2 separate regions of the Mus musculus genome follow, and region 1 is linked to region 2. A link is a contact called in ENCODE Hi-C or POLR2A ChIA-PET data. All regions are on one chromosome and are shown on one strand. Each heading gives the region's core, a stretch centred on a gene start or an enhancer-like site at or near the end of the contact. The rest is flanking DNA. Distances are from core to core; before and after follow the strand shown.

What was found. A loop is a pair of places that touch in the nucleus more often than their neighbours do. ChIA-PET counts read pairs that join two places held with the same protein, here RNA polymerase II (POLR2A).
Region 1: POLR2A ChIA-PET joins it to region 2 with 15 read pairs in embryonic stem cell. The contact joins the promoter of Sema3b here to the promoter of Zmynd10 in region 2. A Hi-C loop is called at or near these places in 1 of 37 maps with a recorded cell type or tissue (T-helper 17 cell). POLR2A ChIA-PET finds 5 or more read pairs at or near these places in 4 of 5 experiments (Patski and embryonic stem cell).

The regions. Positions count from the first base shown.
Region 1 is chr9:107,606,825-107,610,750 of GRCm38, reverse strand. Sema3b (sema domain, immunoglobulin domain (Ig), short basic domain, secreted, (semaphorin) 3B) reads left to right here and starts at 1,510. Exons shown (of 20, transcript NM_001042779.2): 1 at 1,510-1,630; 2 at 3,659-3,717.
Region 2 is chr9:107,546,019-107,549,545 of GRCm38, reverse strand. Zmynd10 (zinc finger, MYND domain containing 10) reads right to left here and starts at 2,242. Exons shown (of 12, transcript NM_053253.4): 1 at 1,998-2,242; 2 at 1,638-1,746; 3 at 760-876; 4 at 613-666; 5 at 381-518; 6 at 178-266; 7 at 1-80. The coding sequence starts at 2,089. Gm34106 (predicted gene, 34106) reads left to right here. Exons shown (of 2, transcript NR_168657.1): 2 at 1,547-1,978.

The DNA.
Region 1 (3,926 bases), core at 261-2,760, 62 kb before region 2:
TAGTCTGGAGAAAAATCATAGTTTAGTATTATCTCCCATCTCCACTTTCTGGTCTCATTGAGAGGCCAGGGGCAGAGGAAAAGAGGGACCTGCTATGTGTCTTCCTCATTATTTCCTGAGCCTCATGAAGACCCAGCAAGCCCAGGAGAGTGGAAGGGTTTTCTACAGACATGCTCTCTTCCTTCTTTATGCTGGGCATCCCCAGAGCTGGAGGGTCTCTTCATTGTCCCCACAATGGAGAACCTAAGGCCTGGTCCTGAGCTTCAACAGAAGTCTTTCACAGAGGAAGAAAAAAAGCTGAGATGGGTAGCGAGTTGTGACAGTCCAGTGGGTGACACTAAAGGGTTCAAGGCACAGCCCAGGTGATATTTTGGCAACAAAAGCTCCATGCATTCAGAAACAGGCCGGGCCAGCCGGGAGGCTAGAAGGCTGGCAAGACGGAGCTAGGGTGGTGCTGTGGACCCCGGGCCAGGAGCTTCATCCCTGTGAACTCCTGTGAGTCAAGTCAGGATGTAGAAGCAAGAAGGCACTGTGGAGGGTGACCCCAGGGTCCCAGCCCAGAGGCAAGAGGCAGGTAGGATCTTATCCTATCTTCAACAAGACTTAGAATAGGATCCCTGAGGAATGTTTTTGGGTGCTGCTAGGAGTGAACTTTTGAGAATTCTGGGGGATCCCTAGGGGAGGGATCCCTGAGCACAAGGATTGGAGGGTGGAGAAAAGTAGCTATGCAGAGTAGGAAGTGGGAGAGGAGCTGAGCCTGAGGCTAAGATGGTAGCCATGACCTAGCAGGGTTTCCCTCATCAGAAGAGGCCCAGAGCTGTGCTGGCAATAGCACTCATCTGCACTGTGCCTCTAGCGTGCACCAGCCTGCTCAGCCGAGGGGGTTATAGAAGCGACTGACCAGGGATAGCTAGGAAGAGTGAGCCTGTAAGGTTGGCAGGTGGTGGCGCGTGCCTTTAATGCCAGCATTTGGGAGTTCAAAGCTAGCTTGGTCTACAAACCAAGTTCTAGAAAAGCCAGAGCTTTACAGAGAAATCCTGTCTTGGGGATGTGGGGGAGGGGTTAGTTGATCACTACACAGGTTCTGGGCAGTCCCCTCAGCATCTTCAACTCCTATCAGAGCATACAGAGGATGCCCCACACACGCATAAGTCAGGGTTTCCAGGAAGGCTCTCTCTATCCAACTTAGGGGATGTAGTATTTATGTAAATGCCATTTATGTAAATGGCTGTTGATCAGTACAGAGTGCTCTACAGTATTTTTTGCAGCTTTCCTGGTATAGCCCCTTCCTCAAAGGCTGTAAAGAACGGGGCCCCACCCCCACTCCCCGGCTTCCCCATCCCACTCTACTGGGCAATGAAGAAAACAGGAGTGTGGAACTGTGATGTGGCTGGTTGAGGGGGGGGGACTCCCCATCCCAGAGGGGCTGACCTCAGCCTGGGAGGAATGTGCACGAGGGAGGGAGGGAGGGCGGGAACGCAGGGGTGGAGCCAGTAGGGGGAGGGCCACAGTGAAAGGCCCAAGGCTCCTGGTGGTGGCCCCTCCTGCCACCCCTCCACCTCAGCTCTGACATGGCCCACTGAAGGGAAGGGCAAGAGGCAAGGAGGGGAGGAACTGATCTTTCCAAAAGGTGGGCCGGGGGTCCCCTGGACCATGGTGGCCAGGCTTGGGGTTTGTGGGTGGGGAATGTCCTGACAGACCCTTGACTTTTTCCCAGATTGCCTGGGGGCAGGTGGTATACTGTTGGGGGAATTAGGCTTCCTGGGGCTCCTAGTCCTCGTGGCAGTGCCTTACCACCCCCTGGCACTAAGCTCCAGTTCTCAGAGTCTCATGACCTAGTGCCCACGTGGCCAGCGGGGGGAAGGTTGCAAGGTGGAGCCATCGTTGATTGCAAAAGCAGGTGTCAGTAGGGAGCCTGCAATCCCACCCAGCCCAGGACACTGGCATGACCGACCAGCACAGCCACCATCAAAAGGGTGTTGGGTGTCCTACGGAGCCACCACGCTACCACAGGGAGCCCAGGCATGGTGCAGAGGTGGCTCGGTAGTGAGGCAAGGTGGGCAGGCAAGTGCAGAGACTTGGTGCAACTATCCAGTTATCTCCAAAAGGAAAAGACAGAGCTTTGGTAGGCTGTACTGTCAATGCACAGTCCGCAGGGAGAACCCAAGCAGACCTGTGCTAGTGGATGTCCCCAAGATAGAGGCTCAAGCAGGAGTAGGGACCCCAGCTGCCTCTCTGGGTTTCAGACCAAGACTGCCTTATTCCAGAATCTTTAGAAAGTCCAGTTATGACACCCGGGTACTGGCATCTGAAGTGCTGCCTTTTAGGGGAGCCCCACCTTAAATCCAACAGGATGAAACCCAGCAGTAGGGAGCAGGAAAGAGATCCTCTCACCTCTCACTCTTCAAGGGAGGAGACATAGCTACGGGAGCAAGTCACCTGGCTAAAGAGGGCCAGAGGCAGCTCGTGCCCTTGAGCTGGGAAGTGAGAGCCCCCGGTTGTCAGAAAGGTGGGGGGGGGGGCCTCTGGCACTGCCTCCTGGTGTGAATACCAGCGCTGGTGCCTGGCATAAAAGAAAAGAGATTGGGTCCTTGAGTCTGGAGAACTGGAGTCAGTCTGGGCAGACCAGGGACACAGCAGGGGTGACCAGGGGCCTCCAGGCGGCACTTGCTGCTGGGTGGAAAATTGTAAACAGCCAAAGAATGTTGTTTGCTTGCATGAGGCCAGGGGAGGCTGCCCAGGTCCTTGGAGAGAGGCAGCGAGCCCAGGAGCAGAGTAGGGCCTTATCCTAGAAACCTAGGCTCCTTTCTGAACACCCCTGGCCCTTGTCCCCCAGCGGCTAGACAGGTAGGCCAAGAACACTAGATCCTAAAGCTCCTGGAGAGATAAGTCTCCCCTTATCTCTGTCTGTGTCCCCTTATCTCTGATTGGATGACGTCCAGGCGGTATTAACAAAACTGCACAGTTGCAGCGCCAAGGCACCTGTGCCATACAACCGTACAGCCGTGGCTGGGGGCCTTCTGACCCCTGAGGGCAGTCTTGGGGAGAGTGAGGCAACATCCAGCCCTTTAAAGTGCTCCCAAGACTTCAAACAGGGAGTGGTTTTCAGAATAAGCTATACAACAAAACCCTAAGTACTTCCCAGCCTGGGCACCAAAGTCAATTGTAGGAGTCCTTCCTGTCTGAAAACTGTCTGCCACACTCCTGGCCCAGCCCCTGAGAAGCAGGGGTAGGTAAAGCAAGAAGTTGAGGGCCATCCTTGATTAATGATAAGTTCGAGGCCAGCCCAGGCTATAGAAGACCCTGGCCTTCAAACAAACAAAAGCAACCCTACAAACCCCTCTCGGGTACATGGTTCTGGGTTTGATGGATAGGGCAGTCTTGCCAGCTTGGAAGAGAGCGGGAGTCCATGGGTCATTCACCTTTCCAACATCTGCCCCAAGCTCCACCCTAGCTGGGCTCTGAGGATGGGCCCACATTCTCAGCATCTCCTGAGCCTCCCCTCCCCCCTCCTCCCCCTTTCCTGCCTGGCTGTCATTGTGTGTGTGTGTGTGGGGGGGCAGACAGCTGAGGTCCAATTGGTAAGAAAGTGACAGGCTGGGGCCCAGAAGAGGAGAGGAGAGCTCCTTCCCTGACCTCTGACCACTGTCCTAGCCAGCTCCTGGGACCTGAGCTTGCTGTGGAGTGTACAGTCATCCCTTAGCTGTGGAGGGACAGGTAAGGACCTGGGGTGCCTGGCCCACCATTCCTGCTGCCTGCTGCACAGAACTGTCAGGGATGGTCTCGGCTGATTCTTCCTGCTTTGCCTTATCTTAGTGACAGGTTTCTGGAACTATATCCTTGGGGCACCCTTCACCTTGAAACCCAGAAGGAGAGGGCCATCTTTACCTGCCCAACCCTTGCTCTCATTCCACTCCTGCGGGGCC
Region 2 (3,527 bases), core at 993-3,492:
GACTGTGCTCCAGCAGTTCCACCAAGAGGCAGGGCAAGTTGTGAGTCCTGAGCATGCGGTTCAGTGTGCTCAGGGAAAGGCTAGAGGTAGGGTAGAAGGGTGGTCAGCAGAGGCCACGGGCCAGGACACACAGCCCCTTGTTGTGTGCTCGCCCCCGGGCCTTGGAGGGTGGCCCACCTATCCACGCAGTCTGTGATGTAGCGAAGCACCGAGAGGGCTTTCAGGGATATCTCAAATTCCATCATCTCCGCCTGCTTTTGCAGCTCCTGATGGTGCGGGAGAGGGGGGTAGGGGCACAGGCACATAGCATTCACCCTGCCTGTGGAGGCTGGAGAGAACTCACATCGAGATTTTGTTAAGTCCAGGAAACCGTAGCTTACTTGCATAGGGGTACTGTCCTGGAACTGTTCTTCTTCAGACAGGTCACCACCGCCTTTCCGGGCCACTAGCAGTATCAGCTTGCGGTGGCAATAGTCTACTAGGTCCAAGACCTTGTCATCAGCTGACTCACACACCTCCTGGGGGGGTTCAGGGAGGGGATATTTCTGGGGTTCGATGCCCTCCCCGGCCGACATAGCCCACCAGGCTCAGGCCTGCAGAGTAGTGTCTCACCTTGTGGAAGAACACTGTCTCTAGGAGATTGATGATGGAGGCCTCATGGTGTACCTGTCGAAGAGGACGGGGCTGGGCTGAGAGGGAGAGACAGGGACTGGCTGTTAGCTATCTTTCTCGGCTCAGGACTCTGAGGGCCCAGCTCACCACCATGTATATGGGGAAGGTATTCTGGGGCTTGAAGTCCTCCAGCCGGCACAGCACAGGGAAAACCTTCTGTTTCCACATCTCCACCGCAATCAGCTCCTCCACCAGCGTTGGGATCTGCGGAGGACGGGGGAGAAGCAGGGGTGAAATGGCCCTGCCTTGGTCCCTCAGCTTTCCTGTCCCAGCTTTAGCCTGTCTTAAGTCTCCAACTCTCTTGGGTTTCCTCTGAATGGCCTTTACTGCCATTGCCCTCTTGCACCTTACCCCACCCTCCGTCCAGGGATACCCCACTTTAGGGCAGCTCTGCTCTTCCTGTCCTTATTCTGGTCTTTGTCACCTGGCCTTACTCTTACTTCAGCCCTTTACTGAGCCCTGTTCCTAGACCAATCCCTGCTACCCAGCTCTGCCTTTCTCTTGCAGGAGAACTAGGGCCGCCCTTGGCCCAGCCTCCAGCCAGGCATCTTTCCCGGCTTCTACTTTCTCCTAGTGTGCTACCTTCCCCATTTGGAAAGCCTCACTTCCTCCTTAGAGAGGATCTCTTTGGCCTTACAGTCAATTCAGGCTCATGTCAGCACTTGAGCACTCCCCCTGGAGCCTAGGATCCATGGCTCCATCCACTCTCGCATCCACTGAGGGTACAATAGGAAATGTAGCCAGCCAGGTACAGCGAGGCATGCCTGCAGCCCCGGCACTTGGGAGGCAGACACAGTTAGGCTAATGGCCATCTGGGCTACAGATCAACACCTTATCTCAAAATAAAACAAACATATTTTTCTTTCCCACTTAGGTGTACCAGGCCTGAAGGAAGAACAGGTGCTGCCTAGTGTCCCCAAGAGGTACAATAGAAGGCAGGAATCCTGCCTGGGACCTGGACGTACCTTCCCATGGTTGATTAGCAGTTCCTGGATGGGCTCAGCCTGGCTGATAGTTGCATCAAGGATGGCTTGCATGTTCAGCTTCTCCAGGCTCTCATGCTGCTTATTCCACCTGCCCCCGAAGGGATGTATGTACATTGGGTGACCAGATGTGCAACGGGAGTGAGGGTGGGGTTGGATCCTACTGAAGACTACCATGATCCTGTCCTGGGGCCAGAGGGGCACGGGGGCCATACGCTTCTATCTCAGAGAGCTTTGCCTACCCACCTGGAGGCCCCTCCACACTGGCAACCCCTTCTCCAATGTCAGTTCCAAGCTCCTCCACTAAAAGACCAGTGACTCCACCTGTGGCGGCTGCCTCACCCTTCAGAGCCCATCTCCCGAAGCTGGAAGCTGCGCAGGCCCCGCACCAGCACCTCAGCCTCCCCAGGCAGCAGCAGTTCCAGGTCACCCATGCCAGGGGCTAAGATTCCTTTGGTTTTGGGAAGCAACCCGAATAGGGAAAACTGAAACACTTAGGACTACAGAGTCCAGCGGTAGGACCAAAGTCTTGGGACAGGGCAGTTGCCAAGCCGTTGAAGCGCTTGAGTCGTCGTCGCCATGGAAACGAGGGAGCTTGGCGCCTGCGTAGTTTTGTCTCGATACCGCTCTTGCCACGCCTACCTCACCGCCAATAAGCAGCCCCAGATGCCAGACCCACTCGCCACACCTCCCCAGGGCTTGCACAGCTGTGAGTGTGCAACTCCTGCAGCTGCACTGTCTTAGCCCCTCAATAGGGTAGCTACCGCGGTCTCAGCAGCTGAGTCTTTCAGTTTTTCGTTTTTATGACATAGGCTGGCGTGGAACTTCCTATTTATACCGAGCTGGCCTTCAAATCAAAGGGTTCCACTGGCCTCTGTGTGCTCTGTCTTTCTAGTGCTGAAATTAAGGCATGCGTTACCAGGCTCAGGCCCGCAGCCAGGAGTCCTAATGATGTGCACCTAACATACCTCCCTCCAGAATGGCGCTGGCTCCCAAAATACCAGACCACAGCGGCTTACCAGGAAGAACCTTCCTCCCGCCCTCTCTCCTACCCACGTGCTTCATTTTTTTTGTCCCATTCTCTTTTATTTTAAAAACGTTTGTGTGTGAGCCATCTCCCCAGAACCCCATCCTCTCTTTGAGATGGATTCTCATTATATAGCCAAGACCGACACGGAGCTCGCTATAGAGCCAGGGCTGGTTTAAGCTTTCCTTCTTCTTGGTCGGCTTCCCCAGTGTTGTGGATTGAGGCGTGCACCACCGTGCTTGTTTTCCACGTCCCAACCTCATGAGCTTTCCCTGAGTTCCTCCTACAGGCTTTCTGAGACAGGGTTTGACTATGTCAGCCAGGCTGGCTTTAACTCTGTATAGTCCAAGCTGTCTTTGAACTAATTCACTTGTGTCAGCCTCCTTAGTGTTAGCATCACAAGCATGCGCCACCATGTTTGGGCCCTTGCCTTATTTCTTCTGGAATAGTCTTACTCCTTCAAGGCTCAGTCACTCAGATCCTCCTTGGCCATCTAATACAGAGCAATTTTTGCTCCTGTCCCAATATATTATATCCATCTTACCTGATTCTAGTTCTTTCGGTTTATAGGCCAGAGCAGTGCTCATAGCTGAGAACTTGCCTGTCTAGCATGCACAGAGCCTTGGCTTCAGTCCCCAGGACTGCATACGTGGGGTGTGGGAACATAAATCTATAATCCTAATTAACTAACTCAGGAGACCAAGGCAGGAGAATCAGAAGTTCAAATCAGGAAGTTCCAGGCCACTCTGTGCTTTATAACAGCCCGTCTTAGCTCCACCTCGTACTGACCGCCAAAAAATAAAAATAAAAAAACAAACAAACAAAAAGTTAAAAATCTAAGTGTG